2 separate regions of the Homo sapiens genome follow, and region 1 is linked to region 2. Evidence: chromatin contacts called from ENCODE Hi-C or POLR2A ChIA-PET data. All regions are on one chromosome and are shown on one strand. Each heading gives the region's core, a stretch centred on a gene start or an enhancer-like site at or near the end of the contact. The rest is flanking DNA. Distances are from core to core; before and after follow the strand shown. Region 1 overlaps ETS1 (ETS proto-oncogene 1, transcription factor). Region 2 overlaps LOC124902786 (a long non-coding RNA gene).

The links. Hi-C counts contacts between places; a loop is a spot of excess contacts on that map. ChIA-PET counts read pairs that join two places held with the same protein, here RNA polymerase II (POLR2A). Pooled maps may share reads with other maps.
Region 1: a map of GM12878 shows a loop between it and region 2 (7-fold over the local background). The contact joins two enhancer-like sites. A Hi-C loop is called at or near these places in 35 of 168 maps with a recorded cell type or tissue (B cell, Caco-2, GM12878 and 19 more), 37 of 37 single-sample maps with no recorded cell type and 35 of 50 pooled maps. POLR2A ChIA-PET finds 5 or more read pairs at or near these places in 19 of 52 experiments (A673, B cell, CD4-positive, alpha-beta T cell and 15 more).

What each region holds. Positions count from the first base shown.
Region 1 is chr11:128,549,461-128,555,132 of GRCh38, forward strand. All of the region lies in intron 3 of ETS1 (ETS proto-oncogene 1, transcription factor), which reads right to left. Among named protein-coding and RNA genes, the nearest start is that of ETS1-AS1, 26 kb to the left of the region's middle. RefSeq lists enhancers at 1,549-2,090, 2,972-3,041, 3,154-3,243, 3,454-3,713, 3,724-3,833 and a cis regulatory region at 3,445-3,945. Within about 2 kb of position 3,676, at least 12 of the 41 ENCODE cell types and tissues checked have a DNase peak (open chromatin) inside an H3K27ac peak, as active enhancers do; they include CD4-positive, alpha-beta T cell and GM12878, where a contact is called at or near this core.
Region 2 is chr11:128,295,167-128,300,900 of GRCh38, forward strand. It overlaps LOC124902786 (a long non-coding RNA gene), which reads left to right. Exons shown (of 2, transcript XR_007062945.1): 2 at 1-983. Among named protein-coding and RNA genes, the nearest start is that of LINC02098, 89 kb to the left of the region's middle. Within about 2 kb of position 4,270, at least 8 of the 41 ENCODE cell types and tissues checked have a DNase peak (open chromatin) inside an H3K27ac peak, as active enhancers do; they include CD4-positive, alpha-beta T cell and GM12878, where a contact is called at or near this core.

The DNA.
Region 1 (5,672 bases), core at 2,426-4,925, 250 kb after region 2:
CGGTGCCCCAGGGACCTTTTCCCAACTCGGACCAAATATTTGTGGTTTGAAAAAGTTGAGAGAACGTTTTTTCTCTCCGCAGCCCCCTGGGAGTCCCAGCGCAATGCTGTTACTTCCTAGGATGTTCGAGAAGCTGCGAGTTCGAGGGCGGGCCGGCGGAAGGCTTGCCTTTCCACTGTCACTCCACGAACCCAGCCCAGAGGCTTCGGTTTGTCTGTCTTGGTTTCCTTCCTTCCCGGGGACCTAAAGGGGTGATTTACATTTGTAAAGGCCTTTCCAAGCCCTCCTTCCTCGGGGCTGTTGGGGTCACTCCTGAGAGCATGGGGTCTCTGGTCTCTAACCTGGGTGTGCAGCTCTTTCTGGCCCTCACCAGGCTGGCCTCTCCTTTGGCTGGTGAAATGAGGCACAGTGGGCAGATGCTAGCACATTAGCCTTGAGCAAGATAAGAGTGGGCAGGACTCAGATGTGAGTGGGCATCTGGTTTCTTCGATTCACCTAAATCCACACTCACACCATGGCGAAAGGAAAAAGAAGAAAAGCAGCGTTTATTTATTGGTCCCCTGCGATAGGCCACGACCTTTTAACTATACTACCCTCATGCAGTGGACACAAGAACTCTTTGGAAAGAGTGTATTTCACCTGTGAAAGGTGAGGGTTGGGAAGCTCAGTGGACTTAGCCAAGGCCGAAGGCCTGTACCGGGATGTGCTGCTGGGGTCTTGAGGCATAGGCTGGCTCTTCCCACAACACCAGGCCAAACCCTCTGCTTAGACTTAACACTCTTCAATTATACTCAAAATGTATACCAAAAGACCTTGTAATCTGAATATGAAATAGTACCAGCTCAAAAGCTACCAAGGCAGCAGGAGGTGGGAGGAAAAAGAAAGAGGCCATGTAGGAAGCAGGAGCAACTTCAGTCCACAGCTGATCAGAGGCATGCCCTCCACTTATGGAGAATAGGGTCAGGCATTTGCAGAATCTCAGTATCAGATGAGCAAACTGACAGAGCGAGTGTGCGGGAGATATTAGGCATGTGGACTCTCCCTAGCGGACTGCTTGGGCTAGGCTGGCCTTGCTTTCCTTCCTCTTTCCCTGGCCCTCTCAGAGATGGGATGGGGATATATGGCAAGGCTGTTCCTGCATCAGGCTTCTCTCAGTACTCTCCCCTGGGAGTAGCTTGTCAGGGCAGCTAGGCCCCAACCTCGGCCTTCTGTGAAAGGCTGGAACCTCAGGTAGGGTTACAGCTTGCTCCTCCCAAACAGCACAGCCATCCAGGCAGAATCCAAAAAGGTCCATGTTTCCCCATCTCCCTTAATGTTTGGACTTTATTTAAAGACAGGAGTTTAATTCCCTAGTCTTGTCCTAGAAAATAGTTGGGCATTAGCATAGACAGTTCCTCACTGAGCTAGAAAATTGAAAGAATAAAATAAAATAAAGAGACTGGAGTGGCCCAGTTGTGTTTCTAATTCACTTTGCCTGGACTCCCTGTAAGTCTTCTCTAAGAAGAACCGTCCAGCCTTTTCTCAGGGACAGCATTAGTCCAATATTGTAATCGTCCAATGTTACAACATCCCTAAAGCACACACACTCTCAGGACCGTTCTGTTCTGAAGAACAAAGAACCTGACACACACCCTTTAGAAAAGAAAAGCACACCCTGAATGAGGAAAGAAGAGAGGGGTGCAGCAGATGATAGTCTGAAACACCATTCTGTAAAACCACAGACCTGCCATAAGAATAAACATTTCAGAGCAAGGTGAGTCTCCATTTAACAAGTCTCTCTGGCACTCCCTCAGCGCTCTCAACACTTAAAAGCCAAATTGGAGGCATCTGTGCTTCCTGCTGAGACATCCCACCTGGTTGTGGATAGCCCTTTCCAAACACTGGCCCAGGTTTGATCTCTCCCAGCCGCTAGGCCATATGAGAAAGCCCCAGGAGGGACTATGAACTCGGAATCTCAGCGTATCTCCCACTTGAACTTCCAAAGTTTATTTGGGAAAGACATTCTTTAGTTCCACCATTTTGTTAGTAAATTTGTTTTAGAGATTTTAGTGAGATCCAAAGCCACACATTAATACTGCCAAACTTTATGTCATAAATAAGTGTAATATTTCACATGGAAACCATTTGCTCTAGCATGTAAATGTACACCCACACACACACTTGCATAGAAGTTGTTTTAAAGGAGAACTGAGGCTTCCCCTTTTCCATGTATTTTCTCAGTATCCCGGGCATGGCACTGGTCACCAAACGTGTTCAACCAATCAGTGGGTCACTCTCTGACTCAATGAAACCCAGTTTGGACTCCCAAAATGCACTTTGGGTCAATGAGTCATAATAGCAAATATTCATATCAGGCTTGCTAAGTGACGGCACTGTTTTATGCTTTACACATACTAACTTAGTGGTTCTCAAAGTGTGATCTCTAGACCAGCAGCATCAGCAGCACCTGAGAACTTGTTAGAAATGCAAATTTTTGAGCCTTAGCCTAGAATCACTGAATCAGAAACCCTGGGGGTAGAACTCCATAACCAGTGTCTTAACAAACCCTAAAGTGATTCTCATGTACCCTGGGAGTTTCTGCTTCGATAAGTCTGGGGTACGGCTCGAGATTTTGCATTTCTAACAAGTTCTCAGATGATAGTGATGCTGCTGGTCTGGGGACCATGCTTGGAGAATCATTGGTATAGATCCGGAAACTGGGTTACAAGATTAAGTTGTCTAAGGTCACACAGTTATAACGGAAGAGCTGATGCAAACACAAGCAACCTGGGTCCAGCGTCTGGGTTCTTTCCTACTACACTAAATAGATGTCCTTTCTCATGAAGAATGGGAAGTGGCAGATAGGCTGTGAATGTGGTTGAGTGAAGGTTTTACTGTGTTCAGTGACCAAAGACATAGCAAACTGCATTCTACAAGAAAAAGTATTGTCTTGTTTCTCAAATCAATCAAAGACCATGGTAATAAGACTATAGGTTCCTCCTCATGAAGGTAAGTTGTGTTTCCTATGTTCTCTAGCTCCAGGCTGCTTCCCAGCTCTAAGCAAGTATTTTGCAAAAGTGTACTTTGCTCACAACATCACATCCATAAGTTTGGCTGATTTCAGACAAATCCATCCTTGAAATGAAAAATAATTTGATACTATAACACTTTGGAAGAGTGCTAAGTAAGCATCGTATTTTCTGATATGAACTATGACCATTCATGAGCATCATAAGGGTGAAGTTGAAATCAAATATGGACCGCTGGCATTGATGGGATGGACGAGGTCTTGTGTCCTGTGTGCTCAGCTGGGTCTCTGATGTCGGTTTTGGAAAACAGGCAGTGTCTGACTTCAGCTAGGTCTAGGCACCACTCTGAGGCTCGCTACCGTTACCCTGTGTATCCAACAGGACTGTGGGTAGGAACCAGTCATGACAGTTAATGACGGTAAAACGTCAGTGAGCTCTTAGAGACAGGAGCAAGAAACTGAAACGTAAAAATGATTCTTGTTATGGTGGTTGGAGAGAAAGGGCTGAGGTTGAGGGACAGAATAGAGGAAGGGAGCAGAGAGGAGGCAGGGTCAGTGGCTCCACTCCAGTCAGACTATAAACAGCAACAGACATTTCAGCCGTGTCTTGTGTAAGAGGCTCCATTGATTCACAAGGTTCCCTAACAGAAGGATGACGAGAAGCTGAGACAGAAAGGGCCCATTCATTCATGCAGAACACCAGCACTCAGCCCCATTGGCTCTCGCTAATGGCTCCAGGCTGATAGGGAGGAGGGGGAAGAGGCGGACGGTAGGAGGAGGTAGAAATGAAAGAAAATGATGACTACAAGATTGTTGTGAAGAAATGTACAGCTGCACAGGCAATTGCATGCAAATGTGGCTTCCCTTTTTAGCTGTATAGCTAATGTCCTCAGATTCATCTATTTTTCTCTTTCATGTTATCTTCCCCTCCTGTTCTTGCCTTGTCTTTTTCTGGGCTCCCCACTTTTTTTCCCTTTCCCATTCATCTTTCATCTTCCTTTCCCATTATTCCCTACCATGCTACTAATATCCACCTTTATTTTCTGTCCATTTTCACACATCTCTTCTTTCTTCCACCATACCCGCTTTATCATCTATTTTGTCCAATCGATTCCCGACAGACCTTGGCGCTTTAGTATTCTCTCCCACTCACCTGATAAGTCTTTCCCTCATTCATACTTTCTCTCTGCTTGATTCTCTCTTCCCCTTCCCTCCACACTCCCGCCACCCTCCTCCTCCTCCTCCTCAGCCTCTGCCCCTTCGTGAATAGGAACAACATTCTGAAAAGGCTTGCTCATTCCTTGATGGCCCCTCCTGTCAGTGTTCTCTGCACTGACAGATGTGTAGTCCTTGGAAAAGAAGTTCATTCATCCCTTCTGAGAGCATGAACGTGAAGGGGGAGCAGTGGTGGGCAGTAGCCATGAGACGGAGGACGGGAAGGAAACTGAAGTTATAAATAGGATAAAAGAAGATGAAAAAAATGTCGAGTATTTTTTCTCTTTCTTTATATTCAACACATCTCCAAGGAAATGTACCACAGCTGGAGAAATCACTGGTTGGTCTATGTCTTCATCTCCCTTCCCTATAACCCCACAATCCCCGTCCAAACAACACCCATCGCTGAGGAGAGCTGGACCACAGCCCAGAAATAATCCCTCCAACTCCTTCGTCTGGGAAGCTCAAAAGTTAAAGGAGGGGCTAGAAAGGCTCAGGGTTCTTGCCAAACATTTCCATCAGAGGGAGTATAGGACAGTGGGAACTACAACCATCACATTTGTGAAGAGATTGCCCCCAACTGGTAGAGGCCACACCCCGATGGAAGCTGTGTACCATCTCTGAGCTGCAGTTGATGGCAACCCAGGTCATTCTAGGAATGGTTATTATATGCCCCAATCTTCTCAACCTACCAAAAGCTGGGGTGACCCCAGCTTCCTTCTTGCAACTATAAACTATGAGAAGAAGATGATATTACCCTGCTATAAGTCCTTGCATTTTAAAGCTGTTCTTCATATGCTTCCCAGACACTGTCTCATAGGCCATGAAATAAAAACATCTTTACCTTTGAGAAACTTGACAAAGAGCAGCATGAAAAATCATCTCCACTTGGGAGTTTATGTACTTCAGTTTAAGGAAAAGGAAGGCCATGTCTCTTTGCTATGAAGAAGAGACATTCTGATCTTCAGGCTATGAGCAAATGGAGAAGGCCTCAGATGTTAATAAGATGTAACTTGTAGCAAGCAGAGACCATCGAGAGCTGCAAGTGTTAAAGCAAGGCAGCTTTAATCTCAGTTGCATTGGGAGATATAAGACTTAAGCCTTGTGGCATTAATAGGATTCAAGAATTATACAAATATAAATACAGCCATTTTGACCTTTTGCTTATACAAACAAAACCTATTTTGTTTAGAATTTTAAAGGATCACTTTTCTCATGTCCTCAAATTTTTAGTCCTTAAGTCTGACGTGTGAGCAGGTACAAAATCCTCCTGGCTCCCTTGTGAAATGGATAGGTAGCTGAGACATTTGTATTTATGCTTAGAAGAACTGAGATACCAAGCAGAAAGTGACAGCATAAATATTATTATGTCTACAATCCAGGACAGTGCCAAAGAATACCTCAAAGATCAATGGCTATTGAGTCAAGGGAACATGGGACACAGGAATCT
Region 2 (5,734 bases), core at 3,020-5,519:
GGGTGTCTGTTGTAGGGACTAAAATATTCACATTTGGAAAGAGATAGTAGTGTTAGACTTTGCCCGTCAAACACAGCCTCAAAGTTAATTACCATTGCCTGGCTTGTTTCTAAAACCACCAAGTGTCTATTTGAGTGTCTGGGGGAAGAATAAGAGAGTTGGGCTAAATGAGGTACTATTATTTCTGCTGAATTAATTAGACTCAATTACAGAGTTAGATGGGGTCTTGTAGCTCTAGGGATCAGCCCTTGTTTCCTAAATATGGGAACCAAAGCCTGGAAGGAGAAAGATGTTTGTCCCTAATCACAAACACAGTTCCTGGTCCTGGAAAAATGTGACCTAGGTGGAGAAAGAAACAATAAAAAACAGAAAAGAAGGAGGCAAAAGAGGAGCCAGTGACCAAAGGCAAGCTTCACTTATTTATCCTGGGTCTGCCCAGGAATCTAGCATCAGACAGTAAGAGCCAACATGGAGACAAGTCAGGCCAGTGACCTCAGAGGCACGCGGCCACTAGAAAGAAGCCCCCGATGGCATGAAGCTTTGTTCTCTGACATAACCTATGCATCTAGCACTGTGCCTGCCTACAGGAGGTGCTCAGTTACTAGGAAATTAACAAAACTGCCTTGCAGATCTTTCCTGGCTGAAGATGAGGAGTGAGGGAAGAGAAAGAAGACAACTAAATTAGGCCCTCAGCTCCTATTTCCAGAACAGTTCTGAGAGTGTCTGTTTCAGAGTTTGAGTTTCCACAACTGCCTTTGTTAACAGGAGGGATCTATAAAAAACCAATGGTCTGGACCAGGGGCTCCCACTCTGAAAGTCTGTGACTACCAGGGGCAGTGGAGTTCTTTCACGATTCGCCTAATGTTGTTGTCTTAGAAATAATACCACTTATACAAAATACAAAACCAGCAGGACTATTTCCCAAATAAATGTAAATGAGACTGGAATTAATAAAGGTAAATTCATTTTTTAAAATTACAAAATACATAAAATCCTTTTGCTATTAAGTGTCAATGAGCCATCATGAGTATAAAAACTATAGTATGTTTTATGACTGTATTGATATTTGGAAGGGATTTCCCTGTTCATAATGTTTGGAAACCACTGCTCTGGACCTGTCCCCTAATTTCATAGATAACATCTTATAAACTTCTTCCAGAGGGGAAGAAGGATGTGGCCAAAGCCACTCAGCCTTCTGGTAGCAGAGCTGGGTATCAAATTCAGGTCATCTCTGTCTTTTTCTTTACATCACATTTCCTGAGGTGGCATTTTCTAATACCTTGATCCAAAAGGACCACTCAGTTCAACTCAATTTATTTCCCAACTGGTGATGTTGGTAGCCTAAATGGTGTGCCAGGCACTGCATCCTCTAAGTGTATTATTGTCACCACCCTTACATCACCTCAGTGAGGCAAGTCCTATTATCATTCCCATTTTAAATGTTAAAAAAAAAAATGGGGACTCAAAGAGTTAGACAGTTTTTACCAGGCCACATGATCAGCAAAGTGCAAAGCAAAGCTCAAATTCTCTGACTCCAAAGCCCAGGCTCTCATGCACTTTACTGCACACGACTTAAGGAACACATTTATAACAAACACTGGTGTCCATTGAAATAAAATTTAAGGGCATTAAAGGCAGCCCTCGGCAGTGTCAGCGATGACCCCACAATGACTGCTGTGGGCAAGGAGTGGCAGGAGGCAAGAGGTCCCAAGAAATGCCCCTAGAGAGGCCGTTTCTCAAGTGGAGAATGTGGACCCCAAGACCAGAACCACCTGAGTGTTTCCTGAGAATATCATATCTTAGATTTCATCCAGAGCAGTTCAAACAAGATCTCATGAGTGGATCTGGAGTATCTGCAGTTACTACAAAAACCCCAGCTGCCTTTGAGCTCACCGTAGTTTGAGAATGAGAGGGCTGAGAGACCCCAGGCAGGGTGTCAGTGTGAGGAGATGAAGGAGCAAGAAAGTAAAAGTCAACAGCAGGCCCAGCTCCAGCTGCAGAGGAGCCTAGTTGAGCCTCAGACACACGCTTGATGCTTCACATAGGGCCATTCCCCACAGCCTGGCTTTCTGCAGAGGGAGGAGGGGTGCCTTTCATGGTTCTGGGTGTGCAGAAGGTTTGCGTGTGTTTGTTTAGAACAAAGCCTATACTTAACTGGCACAAGTGAAACAGATTTTATAAATAGATGTGAGCATGAATGGTTTTTATGATTAGCTTGTTTTTAATCACCATGCTTGACCGGTGTCTGTGTTCAACTAAGTAAATATTTCTATGGTGATAGTATACACAATACAATGGCCATTATTTAATGTTAATACAAGTACCATATGGGAGGTCTTATCATGCGAGAGCCCCAAAGCATAATAAAAGCAGATAGGAATAGATAGGCAAGGGTGGGCCTTGCTGTACAGCTGGCTTGATAAAACATCTGCTCTTACAAATGTTGGCCATGCAAGTATTTATGCAAGATGGTTCTCCTGGGGGATTTTGGGGACAAGATCAGAAAGCCATGGATTCTGCGTTTTCTCTGTTACTCATTTGGTGACCTTGGATAAGTCTCTATACTAATTGTTTAAACATTTGTGCTTTAATTTCTCAATTCTTAGGTCTTTGCCTGCCCTCCAGAGACTAATGAAGATTAATTAACACCTGGCAGAATCCTTGAGTTATATTTTTAGAACAAAGAAACAGGGAAGGGTGGTGCTGAAATAATGCCTCATTATTTTAACATATAAAAGGGAGACAATCCAGTACATTTTTCACTTACAACTGGAAATTTGAGAAAACTTGAAGCTTCCTGAGATTAGTAAAGCAGCCTTGTCATGAACAAAGCCTCTTAGGAAATGTACTAGGTTGCAAACCTCGCCAGATGACTTTTCACTCAGTAGGAACAACTAAGATGATAAAGGGCATGAAACTAGAATGATTGTCTCCTGAAAAAGGGCAAATGGGAAGGTTAGAGCTTTTAGTGTCGTGGAAAGGGACATTTGCCTGTTCACAAAGGCGTTACTCCTCTGATTTGCCTTTCATTTTTTAACTTGATGATACTACAATGTTTAGTGCAATCCAGTGCTCCTAGCCTGTTTATGTATTATCTGGCATCATCTTCAGCACTAGCTATGAATAGATAAGAGTGTTCCATTCTACGCCTTAGTCTTTTGCATCTATATGTTCTAATGAAAAGTATCAACAAGAACTTTTCATATTTGTTTTACACTTCCTGTCTGTAATATGCATTTGCATTCATGATGTCATTATAGGAGATGGGTACTATGACCACCCACAATTTAAAACTGAAATGACCTCCAAGAGGCGATTTATCTAAGTGCAGGGTTTAGTTGGTGTAGAACTGGAGCTCAGACCCAAGACCTGTGCTCTCTGAGTGCAATGATTAAGGAGACTCTGCTTATTTGTGAATTAGAAACTGGAATTTGGCCCCAGGAAGAGGAGCTCTCCTGGGTGGTCAGGCTTACTATGGGGAACTCTCAATTAGATTTGAGGGTGTGGGCTAGTGCATGTTTTCCTTCTGGAAGTGAGGGCCTCTCGCAAGCACCCCATCATCTCCCTGACCACTCTGGCAAATTAACAGAGTGTTAATTTGTTTCATTTACTATCAGGGTGCAAGTTAGACGTAGGTGAGAAGAGACAGTGCCTGACAAATGCTTAAGGAAAGAGATGTGAATTCCCAGCTGTGTTTTCTAAGGTAATAAGATTCTTTCCAGTTGATTTACTACAGTGACCATAAATCTAGAAACAATATGTTCTTAAATATATTTGGAATGGCCACTGGGGAATGGCTGGTTAGCGTAGTACATGGCATGTGGGCTGAGAAGGGAATTATACATATCTAGGTGGGTAGATGACTAGGTTAACCAACTGTTCTGCCTCATTCCCCGGCTTAAATGTACTAGTGAAAACTGAGAGAAGGGCAGGGAGGTGTCCACGTTCCAGGCAACATCATGGTCCAGTCCCTGTTCTGAAGACGTGTGCCTCATGCTTAGTCCAGAGCCTGCAGTCAAGAAAATCACCCTGTCTGACCCAAGGAAACAGCTCAGCCTGGTCAGAAACAGGCACTCCTTTAAGTGGCTGTGAGAATCATGTGTGCTTGTGTATTCACATGCTTGTGGCTCATTTAGTCCCAGAAGGAAAGAGGGGGTGGCAACGCAGGTTATTAACAGGATAGGCTGAACAGCAGGACCGGTCTGTGGCTGATTTCTGCTCTTCTCTGCCTTCTTGACCCAACCTCCATGCATGTTTCTTATTATGCTGTGGATTTGTTTTGCACTGATGGGTGGGAAAAGACCGGTGAAGCAATAATCGTGTAAGTGAAAGCAATGACTCTCTGGTGTCCTCTACAAATTTCCCACAGTCTTTGCTAAGGCCTCAGGGCCCTTCAGGGTTTAGAATTACAGCTTTCAGTAAATCTCCTTAGACTCACACTCACATGTGCTGTAGTGAGACAGCACCAAATCTGTCCTGACAATTCTTCACAAAGCCAGAACCAGGCCCTCTGTCCAAACACTGATCGGTGATGAGGAGTAACTGTGACAATAGCAGCTACCATTTAGTGTGCAGGGAGTGCATGGCAGGCCCTATTCTAACCCCTTAAATGGATTCACCGATTTAACCCTCACAACAGTTTTTGGTAGTAAGTGCCATCATTATCCACCTTTGACAAATGAGGAAACTGAAGCACAGAGAGAGGTGAAAGACTTGCCAAAGCTAGTTATCAGAAGAACCAGCACTCAGGCCTGGACAGTCAGATCTTAACCTATAAGCACCACCACTTTTCAGGGACCCAAGAATGAAAAAAGGACAAGAGTTTGGAGTTATTTCACTTCAACCTTAATATCACCAATTAAGGAAATGAAACATTCATTGAATAAGAACAAGAATGTTTTCCTTTACCAATGGAGACATTTTAAAGTAAGAATTGCACTTAGTTTCTGTCCCAATAGGGTTGCCAGCCATAAGTTTATGGTGTGGTTATCATATTTCAAAAGATTTTAGTGGAAAGATCTATGGGAAAACTGTTGAGTGGAGAAATCAGCTGTGTTTTGCCTATCAAGATGACACTACTGACCCAATGCAAGTTAGGCTTCTATGCTAAGTAATTTTTCTAGTTGTGTTGACAAGTTGTCTTGAACCATCCAAGCCTCATCTTTTCTTCCCTGTTGATTAGTTGGGGATGAGAGACAGATGATCTTGGTCTTTGGAGAAGTGTTTTATTTTCTTGTATTCAAAACTAAATAACCCAAATGAGGCAGCTTTGCCCTCACTAATTTTGTGTTTGTACCCACTGAACCATCCTCTTGCTTTCATAGGAATGAAGGAAAAGAACAATTTTGTGATGGTAGCTGGAAGCCTCCCAGGTATGGAACTTGAGCAAAATGCTTCTAGGAAGCATTTGGAGAAAGATAACAGCAGGTAAAATGCCAGTTAGAGGGTCCACTTATAAAGAAGAAGTCACAATTTTGATGTTTTCACCCAGCTTTTCTGTGGTCTCTTTTTAAAAAAATAAAAATACATACTTTTGATAACTTACTTTCTCTTAAGTGATAAAGTTCATGTAACTCTTGATGAGGTAAAATATATCCTAGGATAATATTATTCTAACCTGATTCTAAATCGTATGTTTTTTAAAAAAAATGTTGTAGTGTTAGTCAACTTTGGAGATCTAATCAATATAGACAGCTCTGAGGAGTAGATCACTTCCCCTACATTTTTCTTATTT